2 separate regions of the Homo sapiens genome follow, and region 1 is linked to region 2. A link is a loop called in an ENCODE intact Hi-C map of the cell type or tissue named here. Cell type or tissue: endothelial cell of umbilical vein. All regions are shown on one strand. Each heading gives the region's core, and the rest is flanking DNA. Links, peaks and the distances in the headings are about the cores only. Region 1 overlaps RYR3 (ryanodine receptor 3). Region 2 overlaps FMN1 (formin 1).

Region 1 (5,379 bases), core at 242-5,241, 680 kb before region 2:
TGGCCAATGATTCTCTGCCAAGGCCTGAAACAGCAGAATCTTCGTGAGTGGTAAATCTGTGTTCTGTGTGGCTGCCTCAGCTAGAGGAAGGCCATCTGCTGCCACAATCGTTTAATCAAGACAACCCCTCTCTCTCTTTCCTCACCCTGTCTTCTTTGAGCCACCCCACGTTCACTATGCGACACGAAGAAAAAAATGTGTATTTATTTCTCAATTTTCCCTCTCAGCTTCTCAGATACTAGATTTGCTGGGTTTTCTCATCCTTTTGGCTGCTCCTCTTCCTGTTTTTTGTTGGTGCCTTTTCCTCAGCGACTCCCTTAAATATGCTGGTGGTCCTCAGGGCTCTGGCCTGGCTATGCTTCTTTTCTTGCTCCAGACCAGCCCTTGGAGTCACCTCATGTACCCCCAGCGCTTCAACCACCCTCTGTGTGCTCTATCTGCAGCTCAGAGAGCTCTCCTGAGATATACTGCCAGGTCGTCAATTCCCTACTTGACAATGCCATTTGGGAGCCCTGGGGCCCCTTAAACTTGACAGACCCCAAACTCATCGCCGGCCTCCTCAGATCTGCTCTACCTCCTGCACTCCTTGGAGGAAAACATGGGCTGAACTGATATCTAATTAATGGCTGCAACTTGTCCTGTGATAGATCGGTCCCCTGGCTTCAAACGCTTCTCACACCCACTGCATCAATATTAATTGAAGCCAGCACAGTCTTGGGCTTTGATTACTACCAAAACTCTCCTCCTTGCCTCAAGACTTGTTTCTGTTCAGTTCTTCTTACTGAAACTGGGGTGTTTTCTAAAATATGAATTGTATCGTGTTGCCCCTTTGCCTAATACTCTCCAGTGGTTTCCACCACTCTTGGCTCTACGGTGACCTCCTGTAATAAAATGGGTAGGAGCACTGCCTCCACAGCCCAGCGCTCTCGATGCCTGGCTGTGCCACTGACTAACCGCATGACACTGAGGATGCCACCCAATCTCTTTATGCCTCCACTTCCTTGCCCGTAACTGGCAGGCAACAATGAAAGGGCTTGGTCTGAGGGTCACGTGAGTTCATTTGTGGGAAGCATTCAGAATAAAGCCTGGCACAGTGTATGAGCATGAATTTCTTTTAGTAATAGAAATGGTAGCATAAGTTCAATTCCTCACTGCTTCTGCTGCATTCTCACCACATCCCCCAGGTACTCTGTGCTTCAGTCATACCCAGTCTCCTATTCCCCAGCACGCCATACTCTCCTCTCGGACATGCAAACATCCCTGGCATGCTTCCCCAACAATGCGGCTGATCAGCTTCTACTCATCCCTCAAGTCATGACTGTTTCTGAGTGACCTTCCCAATCCCCTAGTCAGGCTCAGGTGCCCTTTTCCGTGTGCTCCCAAACCCCCTACATAATGATGACCTTTGATTTGTCTTTGACTTGCCCACGTCCCTCCTCTCCACCCCCCTCCCCCTCCAGGTTGCTCTGCTCCACTCAGAAGGTCACACTGTGAATCCTGTCAGCCCTCCGGTCAAGGACATCATTTAAAGAAAGGGATGGGGAAAAGACGTAGTGAGGCCGCCTCAACCAGCTCCACCACCAGGAGCTTCATCCACACTCCCAGCAGAGGGCAGCTCAGTTTGTCTCAGTTACACATGGAAAGGACACTGATTATACAGTATTCTGCCATGTCTCTTCCTTCCATAGGTAGATTTATAAATCTGTAAATTACGCAGAACTTTATTAGGAACCACCGGCATCTGGTAATGTTCCATGTAGACCAACGAGGCTGGGCTTCCACACACGAAGAACACAAATGTCCACATGTCTCTGAAGTTGGCTACCTGTGTTCACAGGAGATCCCTTGGTCATAATCGTTGTGCTGCTACCGGTTACTCACATTCTTTCACACTTTCCCTACAAGCCCACCAAGATGACGATACAGTGACAGAGACTCCATCCGTGGTCTGCTTATCCTTAGCTTAGCTGCACTACAGGCCGAAGAGAACACCACACTGCCACCCCAAGGGCCGGTTACCTTCTCGAGGTCTGGTTCCTCTAAGCTCAGCGCTAACTCATTGTTGTCCATCACAGAGGAAGCTGCCACATCCAGCGGGGTGGATCCCCTCATCGACGGGGAGGCTGAGGGAGGAGGGGAGAATTAGCAAGAAAAGGACAGAGGAAGACACTCAGTGCTGAGCTGAGACTGCAGTGCACGTAAGCGGACAGGAGAGGGCAGCAAACACACTGAAACCTGGCTTACATGACCGTTCTCCAATGGGACAGTCCGCTTGCATTAAGAACAGCTCTATTAGCTATCCTTCCTCCCCACATTCATTGCCGTGAATACGAATTAATACAAAATCGGTTCACACTACCAACCGGGACCATGTATTTCCAAGTGCTTTTCTAACACAAAACTTCTTGAGGCCCCCATATCAGATGCCACTCGACCAACTAAGCCCAGTGGAACCTGTATATTTCTGGGGCTACCACCTAGAGTTTAAAAATAGCATCAAACAGCATTAGCTCATATAGTTTCACCAGGTCACCAATGTTGTTTTTGACTTGTTTGTTTGGTTCTCAGGCTAGAATTAAGAAAAACTTCAGGTGGCATTTTACAAAAAGGTTAGTAGCCTGAGGTTGCATTTGAGAAATAAAAACCCGTGAAACTTCAGTTTTCAAGTGCAAGTATTTGTGTATTACACACATTCATTTCGTTTATACCCAGAACAGTGAGTAAGGCATATGCAGTGACTTGCTTTTCTAGTGGTAGTGGTGGATTTACACTGTTTATCCACGATTGCTCTTGGCCAGTCTGCCTCCCCGCTAAGGAAAGCACTTGCTGGGAGGTTGATGGACAGGTATGCAGCCTGCAGCCAGCCTGCCAAGACGAGATCCGATCCATGACCTTGGTCTCATCAGCACTGCTCCCTGGTCAGTTGAGTGGGCTGGGAAGAGCTGTGCCCCCAGACTATACCTGCAATCCCAGGGGCATTTTGTAAACCATGGGCCACTGGTCCCAAGAGAGATGAGGTAAAACTGTACGACTATGCCAACACTAAACTGTCACCAATCTTGGCTGGTAGCAACATCTCTACTTCTGTTGGAGAACGTTCTTGTGGCATCGTTACTTCAATTGTTTTAAATCAGGCAGAGTCTCTTCTAGTATTTACAAATATCACAGCGTGCATGTGGCTCCTTTCCCTGTATTTTCCTAAGTGGTCAAAAGGGGGAGTGTAACCTTCGAGTTTGGATGTGGAAGTTACAAGAAGACTTACGCACCTAGGCCAACACTGCTATTCTCCAGAAGATAACTCAGATGCTCAAACATGGCCTTCTGATTTTGCCGGCTAATTCGACAGAAATAGCAAAGGAAACGGCAGCAGCTAGCAACCATCTTTGGAAATGCAATCTGTAGGGAGAAGTAGAAAGTGTCAGACAAAAGAATCTATCATGAGGCCTTTCTGAAAACTCTGACCTCAGAGTCTTAAGTGGGTAAAGTGTGAACACTTGGAAAAATGAACTTTCTCCTTCCATTTTTTTTCTCAAGACTTATTCATAGGAGTTATAGTTCCTGAAATATCTTTCCTCCAAGAGAAATAGATGTCAAACAAGAATCCCAATCATCCTCGGAAGTCATGTGAAATTGCATGACCTTCTACCAGGCTATTGTTTCCAAGTAGGAAGGGAGTGGACAGAATTCAGAGACAGAGAGAGATGAGAGAGAGAGAGAGGAGAGAGAGTGAGTGAGATGAGAGAGAGAGGAGAGACAGAGAGGAGAGAAAGTGAGGAGAGAAAGTGAGGAAAGAGTGAGGAGAGAAAGAGGAGAGAGTGAGGAGGGGGGAGAGAGAGAAAGGGGGGGAGAGAGAGAGAGAGAGACAGACAGACAGACAGACAGACACAGGTGATCGTAGACACATAAGGCCCACCAGTATATCAAAGCCCAAGTGCCCTGGGTCAAGGCTGGCCTCTACAGTTACGCAAGTCTGAAAGGCATCGCTCTCTGAGTCTTCCCTGACTACTTTTGTCATTGATAATTGCTCTTCTATGGGATTCCATAGCACTTGTAATTTGATTCATGCAGTCTAGCATGAAGATGCCATCTTACATTACTGTTGATTGTACTTGGCTTTTCTACTTAACAAAGTAACCAGCATCTCTAGGTTGGGCCAAATCTTAGTTTTGATCCTACAGTGCTCAATAAATGGTGCCAGTGTTAACCTTGCTCGGGATCCTAAGACAACCTTGATTTCCTCCTTTAATATCACAGAGGATGCTCTAAGCAATAAGGTTCAGAAACTTGTAGTCTATCTGCTCGCTGAGGCATCCAGACATGTGCTCAGGGATCTTCTGGAGAGATTTCACTTTCCCAAGAGATCAGAAGGAAGCCCATGAGGAACGTGACCCTGGCTTCTGTTCCTTCTACACACCCACCCCCTCCCCAGTAGCACTGATGAAACTGCACCAGAAATCATCCCTTCCTAGGACCCTGGCACTCTGGAATTTCCAACATTTGAAGCCATACCCGATCTACTGCCTGTGGAAGCAGTTTAACCGTGAGGAGGTCCCCAGCCCAGCTGGGATAAATGTCCAGTTGTGTCCTATCCCCACAACTCTCCCCTTAGCAACAGGAGCTCCCCCTGATGCGGGCTCCTTATGAGGGAGCTGGCAAGGAAACCTGGCTTCTTCAGGAGTTCGGTTGACAGAGGAAACATCAACACTTCTGGGGAAACACTGCCAGGATCACTATTGAGATCTTGTTCTCCTTTAGAACAGCCTTCTCCTGACTCAGCACAAAACACACCAGGCTCCTAAGTGGAAGTGAGTGATTCCATCTTGGAAAGAGCAGGGCTGCCGAATACGGGAAGTAAACTTAGCAACTGAATAGCCCAGTGGGATTAATGAAGAAAGTCTCCAAGCTTCAAGAGCTCTTACACAATGGGATTCCGTCCAGCAGCATTATCCCATCGCTTGGCTCCTTCTTGGCACTGTGCCTATCCCTTCCTCTCCCTGGAAGAGAAACTGAGGCAAGGGACACCAGCCACGTGGCTCTGAACAAGTCACCTCGTGCTCCTGCCTCAAGGGACAAGTTCTGGCTAGGTTCTCCTTTTAGCATTACCTGAGATTTCTCTGTACCCAACACGTTCACCATCACCTCCATCACCGTCTCGTGCATGCCCAGGACTCTCATGAGGTTGGGATGCTGGTAAAACACCTTGTTGTTCATTATGTCTCTAGGATAAGGATCAGAGAGAGTCTTCAGCACCTGCTTATTTATATGCTATGAAAATTCAGGGATGAGAACACACAAACACACGAGAGGGCAAAATAATATGAAAGTAACAGGCTGAAAAGATAATAAGAAAGCACTAGTTCAGCTGGAATATATGTGGAG
Region 2 (5,379 bases), core at 213-5,212:
TTCATGAGTCTACAAAATGGCTTCCACTATGTATTTTTTGGCAGCTTTTTCTCTCAAAATAATGTTTGTTAGATTTATCTGCATTCGTATGTATAGCTCTATTTCATTCATGTTAATATCTGCATAATATCACTCTGAGTGAATGTACATCTTAATTGCTTGTCTGTAGTGCTGGTGATGGAAATTTAAGTTTATTCCTATTTTTCACTGTTAGAAACAATGGTTCCATAGTGTTCTTTTTAATATTTGTATTAATGTGTAAATGCTTCACTAGAGGATGAACATTAGAGTAGAATTTCTGATTTTACTTATGTGCGCCTTTACATTTGGTAGATATTGTCAAAATGTTCTCTAAAGTGATTGTTGCAGTTAATGCTCCCATCAACAATGTGTGGAATTCTAATGCATTCTCACCAGCAGTTAGTATTAGCAGACTAATTAATATTTTTAAATCTGGGCCAGGCGTGGTGGCTCACACCTGTAATCCCAGCACTTTGGGAGGCCGAGGTGGGCGGATTGCGAGGTCAGGAAATCGAGACCATCCTGGCTAACACGGTGAAACCCCGTCTCTACTAAAAATACAAAAAATTAGCCAGGCGTGGTGGCGGACGCCTGTAGTCCTGGCTACTCAGGACGCTGAGGCAGGAGAATGGCATGAACCCAGTAGGCGGAGCTTGCAGTGAGCCGAGATCACGTCACTGCACTCCAGCCTGGGCGACAGAGCGAGACTCCACATCTCAAAAAAAAAAAAAAAAAAAAAAAAAAAAAAAAAAAAAAATCTGATAGGTGTGAAATAGTATTCCCTGTAGTTTTAATTTGCGCTGTCCTGAGGACAAGTGAGATTGTGTCTTTTTGTATGTTTATATGTTTATTAGCCATTTGGAGTTTATCTTCCATAAATTTACTGTCCTTTTGTTCATTTTTCTAATGGTTGCTATCCTTTTTATTTATTTATAGGATTTCTTTATTCTGGATGCTAACATTTTATTGGTTATATGCTTTGCAAATGTCTTCTCCATTTATGTGGCTTATCAGTTTCTCCTGCCATCTTTCAACAGACACGATTCTGGTATATTTTAATATAGCTGAATCACTAAAAGTGATTCTTGTGAATGGTTTTGAAGTATGAATATTTTTCTTAAATGTGGCTTTAAAAAAATAGTCTATCCCTCCCCCACAAATTTCAATGCAACCTCAAATCACGTATTATGTTTCCATATGTTGCTTGGCTTTATTTATATGCTTCCTTTTGTACTCTATTTTTTGGTATTTTTTTCTATCACTGTGTCAATGCCAGGGTCTCTTCAGTATTTGCTCTTTCCTATTATCCTTTCTTGCACCATGCTGCACTTTCAATTAATTATTCAGTATCTTTTACTCACAAACTCCTTCCTTGACTGTACCTGAGTTTATTAAGCTTTTGCACCTTTTATTTCAATGTCTGTTGAGTATTTTGTTTCTAATATATCAGAATTTTACAATCACCTACTATTGTTTCTTGTCTCTTAGTGTGTTGCTACTATCATTATTGTTTATGATGATTATTATTCTTGCCTTTATTTTGGTAAGGATTCTAAACATTACTAAAATATTTTCATATGTTTAAGATTTAAATTTGCATTGGGTGATGTCATGTTTCAATTGTTGATTGTGTTATCTATCTCGATGCTTAGGTTTCTTCTTATGTTTTGAAAGTTTGGCTTGAAGGCTCGTGATCTATAGGATGATTTTTTTTTTAAGTTTCCCCCTCCCCTTCCCCTTTACCCTTATTTGTTTTGCAGTTGTCTTACCAGGTAAGACCCCCAGACTAAGTCGCTCTTATAATAGCGTATTGGGTTCACTAGCCTGAGGTGGTATGTGAATGTTGCAGATTTAGTCGGCTGGTGACAGGGATAGATGGATTTGAGGTTTGGTCTTTTTTTTCTTTTTTTTTTTTTTTTTTGGGTGGGGGAGGGGGATCAGGGTCTTGCTCTGTCACCCAGGCTGGAGTGCAGTGGTGCGATCATAGCTCACTTCCACCTAGAACTTCTGGCCTCAGGAGATCCTCCCACCCTCTGCCACCCAAAACACAGGGATTACAGGCTGGAGCCACTGTGCCCCAGCCAAGACCCCCAGGCAGCAGTTGACAACCTCTTCCAACTTCCCTTTCCCATCTGGGAACTACAGCTGTGTCTCAGTCCCTTTTTCTAGGCAACAAGTCTGGGCCTGGCTTCCTGCCCCACGTTAGTGCTGTCAGTCCCTGTTACTCTGCAGTAACTTGACTCCAGGATGTCCTGCCTGCCCTGCCTGCCAGAGGAACTGGGGCACAGCAGGCCAGAGCTTCAGGCCTGAAGTGCCACTTACTGGTTTGTCCCATTTCTATTTCTGAAATACGTAATTCTGCTTTGGTACTTGTCTGTGTCTTTTACTTGCTTTATGTTATAATTTTCATTGTTACATAGGCTTAGGAGGGAGCTAAAAAATGTGAACCTTTAACAACTGGAGGTCTGTTGGGACACTTTTAACTTTTTTAGTAACATCAGATTGGAAGTTCCTCTTATTTGTTCTGATATTTCTCAGCTAGTTACCATATCCATACTAGTCCACTTTTCAAATCAAGGAAAAGTGGTTGTTTCAGTTTGGCTCATCCTTGTCTCTCCCCAGCCTCCCCTCCATACCCAATCCTTCAAGTCTTGCTGTGGCACTTGATAGCAAACTTCGAGTTTCAGTATGAAGTACAATTGACCATCTGTATTCTCGGATTCTGCATTTGCAAATCCAACTAGCCTCAGATTGGAAACATTTGGGAAAAAAATACCAAAACATCATACAAATAAAAAAGATAAGTATTTACATAGCATTGACGTTGTATTAGGTATTTATTATAAGTAATCTAGAGGTGATTTAGTAGGATATGCATAGGTTATACACAAATGCTACACCATTTATATATAAGGACTCACGGATTTTAGTATCCTCAGGTCCTGGAACCAATCCCTCCCACCAAGGGATGACTTTATTGTGACTGCCACCTAGTGACAGGAGTTGGTTACTTTCAATTGTAGTTGAAATTTTATTCTAGTTAAGTGTGTGCCTTTTCTAGAAGATTTGTTTTGTGGCCATTATTTAACTGTTGTTGACTATGATTTTTAAAAACCACATAGGTAGAAAGGAGATTGTAAGTTTTAGGGACCATATATTCATGGAATTTTAAACTGCTTAGCACCTCTATTATGATAGAACATAAAACAAGGGTAACAGAAAAGAACAGGGTAGAAGGCAGGTTATCCCAGGATTGGCAGCTAGAATTGGACTTAATGACAGTTTTCTCCATGGTAAGGTGTCCATCAAATGGTCTCAGGCCTTGAATACATACCTTTTCAATACAGGTAAAAGTCAGAGATATAGCCACGAATTTCCTGACTTTTTGTACCTCTTTTATATCATCATCCCAGAACATAAAGACTCAATATCTGTCCTGAACTAATTTTTTGAGTATTAAACAATATAAGCCTATTCATGTCTCCCATTTTATCCTCTTTCCTTAAACCTTTTTCTCTGTGTGTGTGTGTGTGTATGCATAGAGAGAGAGAGAAGTTGGTGAGACTCCACCCCAGTTGCTGGAAGCATCCAAAATGCTATGAGTCTCTAAATTGTTAACTTGACTGAAAACTTACCAAGTGTATTCATCAGCTATTGCTGTAATAATGCTGTGTAACAAACCATGCTAAAATTCAGCAGCTTTCGGTAACAAGCATTTGTTAGCATAGGTGTAAAGGTCAACTAAGGTTCAGCTGAGCTGGTTTGGGCTTTTTCAGGCTGTTCTTGACTGCTGACTGTGGCTAGGGTTTAAGTCTGCACCATGTATCTTTCTCTGGGACCCAGGCTGAGTGAGTTGTAGCCACCCAGAATATGTTTTAATTACATGAAATAGCAGGAGTACCGGAGGCAAGTCAAACTATGCAATTAAATTTAAATCCCTCCTTACATCACGTCAGCTTATATTCCACTAGCCAAAACAAGTCATATGGCCAAGGCTTAAAGCCATAGGAAGTATTCTCCATTGCCCAAAAAGAAAGAGGTGAAAGCAGATTAAATATTTGTTAAAGTTCCAGTCGTTCACATTAACATATATAAAATGATCAAATGAAATACAATAAAGTCTTTTAAGAAAACACAGGCTTAAAGGGCTAATACTGGAATATAAATGCCAAAAGTTCTTAGATATTTCAAAGATGCACATCCTGAAAGCCTTTTAAGGTTGGAAATGTGTGCTGTTTCTTTTATATACACAATGCTTAGTTCAGTGCCTGGCACACGGAGACACTGAGCACATGCATGAAAGAGGCTAACTAAGCATAGTGTCTTTTTTTTTTTTTTTTTTGAGACGGAGTTTCGCTCTTGTCTCCCAGGCTGGAGTGCAATGGCGTGACCTCAACTCTCCACCTCCTGGGTTCAAGCAGTTCTCCTGCTTCAGCCTCCTGAGTAGCCAGGATTACAGGCACCTGCCACCACGCCCGGCTACTTTTTGTATTTTAGTAGAGACGGGGTTTCACCATGTTGGTCAGGCTGGTCTGGAGCTCTTGACCTCCAGTCATCCACCCACCTCGGCCTCCCCAAATGCTGGGATTACAGGCATGAGCCACCGCGCCTGGCCACATAGTCTTATAGTGACCGAATCTGGTGGGGGGGTTGGGGGGGTCGGTTTCCCAAGCAGTCAGTTCTGTAGTGGACACTAGCAGCTGGGTATTCCCCAATTCAATAGTGACACTGTTTACCTGGCGATAGTATTTGATACCACAAGTTGAGGGCTCCGTCCTGCAAGACTGCCCCCCTTTCGGATGCCAGTGACAAGTCTGAGCTTCCAGACCTTCTGACTGACCAACTTCAAGTAGGGGTTCTCACAACCCCCAGCCTCTTTAGATTTGGTTACTTTGCTGGAGTTGCTCACAGAGCTCAGGGAAACACATTTCCTGGTTTACTAGAAAGCATAGTGAGAGGTGACAGCATGCTGGCAGCCCTCGCTCGCTCTCGGTGCCTCCTCGGCCTTGGCGCCCATTCTGGCCACACTTGAGCCCTTCAGCCCACCACTGCACCCGTGGGAGCCCTTCTCTGGGCTGGCTGAGGCCGGAGCCGGCTCCCTCCGCTTGCGGGGAGGTGTGGAGGGAGAGGCACGGACGGGAACCAGGGCTGCACGCGGTGCTTGCGGGCCAGCTAGAGGTCCGAGTGGGCATGGGCTTGGCGGGCCCCGCACTCCGAGTGGCCTGCCGGCCCTGCCGCGGGCAGTGAGGGGCTTAGCACTCAGGCAAGCAGCTGCGGAGGGTGCGCCGGGTCTCCCAGCAGTGCTGGCCCACTGGTGCTGCGCTCGATTTGTCCCCGGGGCTTAGCTGCCTCCTTGCA

What was found. Peaks named below come from ENCODE experiments on the same cell type or tissue, not always from the same donor. Only the 100,000 strongest peaks of a DNase experiment are listed, where the experiment ranks them.
Region 1: it touches region 2 in a loop (7-fold over the local background); 2 of 110 quality-filtered maps call a loop at or near these places.

The regions. Positions count from the first base shown.
Region 1 is chr15:33,697,721-33,703,099 of GRCh38, reverse strand. RYR3 (ryanodine receptor 3) reads right to left here. Exons shown (of 104, transcript NM_001036.6): 40 at 5,104-5,218; 41 at 3,267-3,396; 42 at 2,020-2,123. Among named protein-coding and RNA genes, the nearest start is that of CHRM5, 270 kb to the left of the region's middle. In endothelial cell of umbilical vein, for the core only: a CTCF peak has its summit at 2,200 (motif pointing right); a DNase peak (open chromatin) is centred at 2,219; H3K27me3 peaks cover 312 bases.
Region 2 is chr15:33,019,623-33,025,001 of GRCh38, reverse strand. All of the region lies in intron 6 of FMN1 (formin 1), which reads left to right. Among named protein-coding and RNA genes, the nearest start is that of FMN1, 170 kb to the left of the region's middle. In endothelial cell of umbilical vein, for the core only: a CTCF peak has its summit at 3,009 (motif pointing left); DNase peaks (open chromatin) are centred at 2,261 and 2,971; H3K27ac peaks cover 542 bases.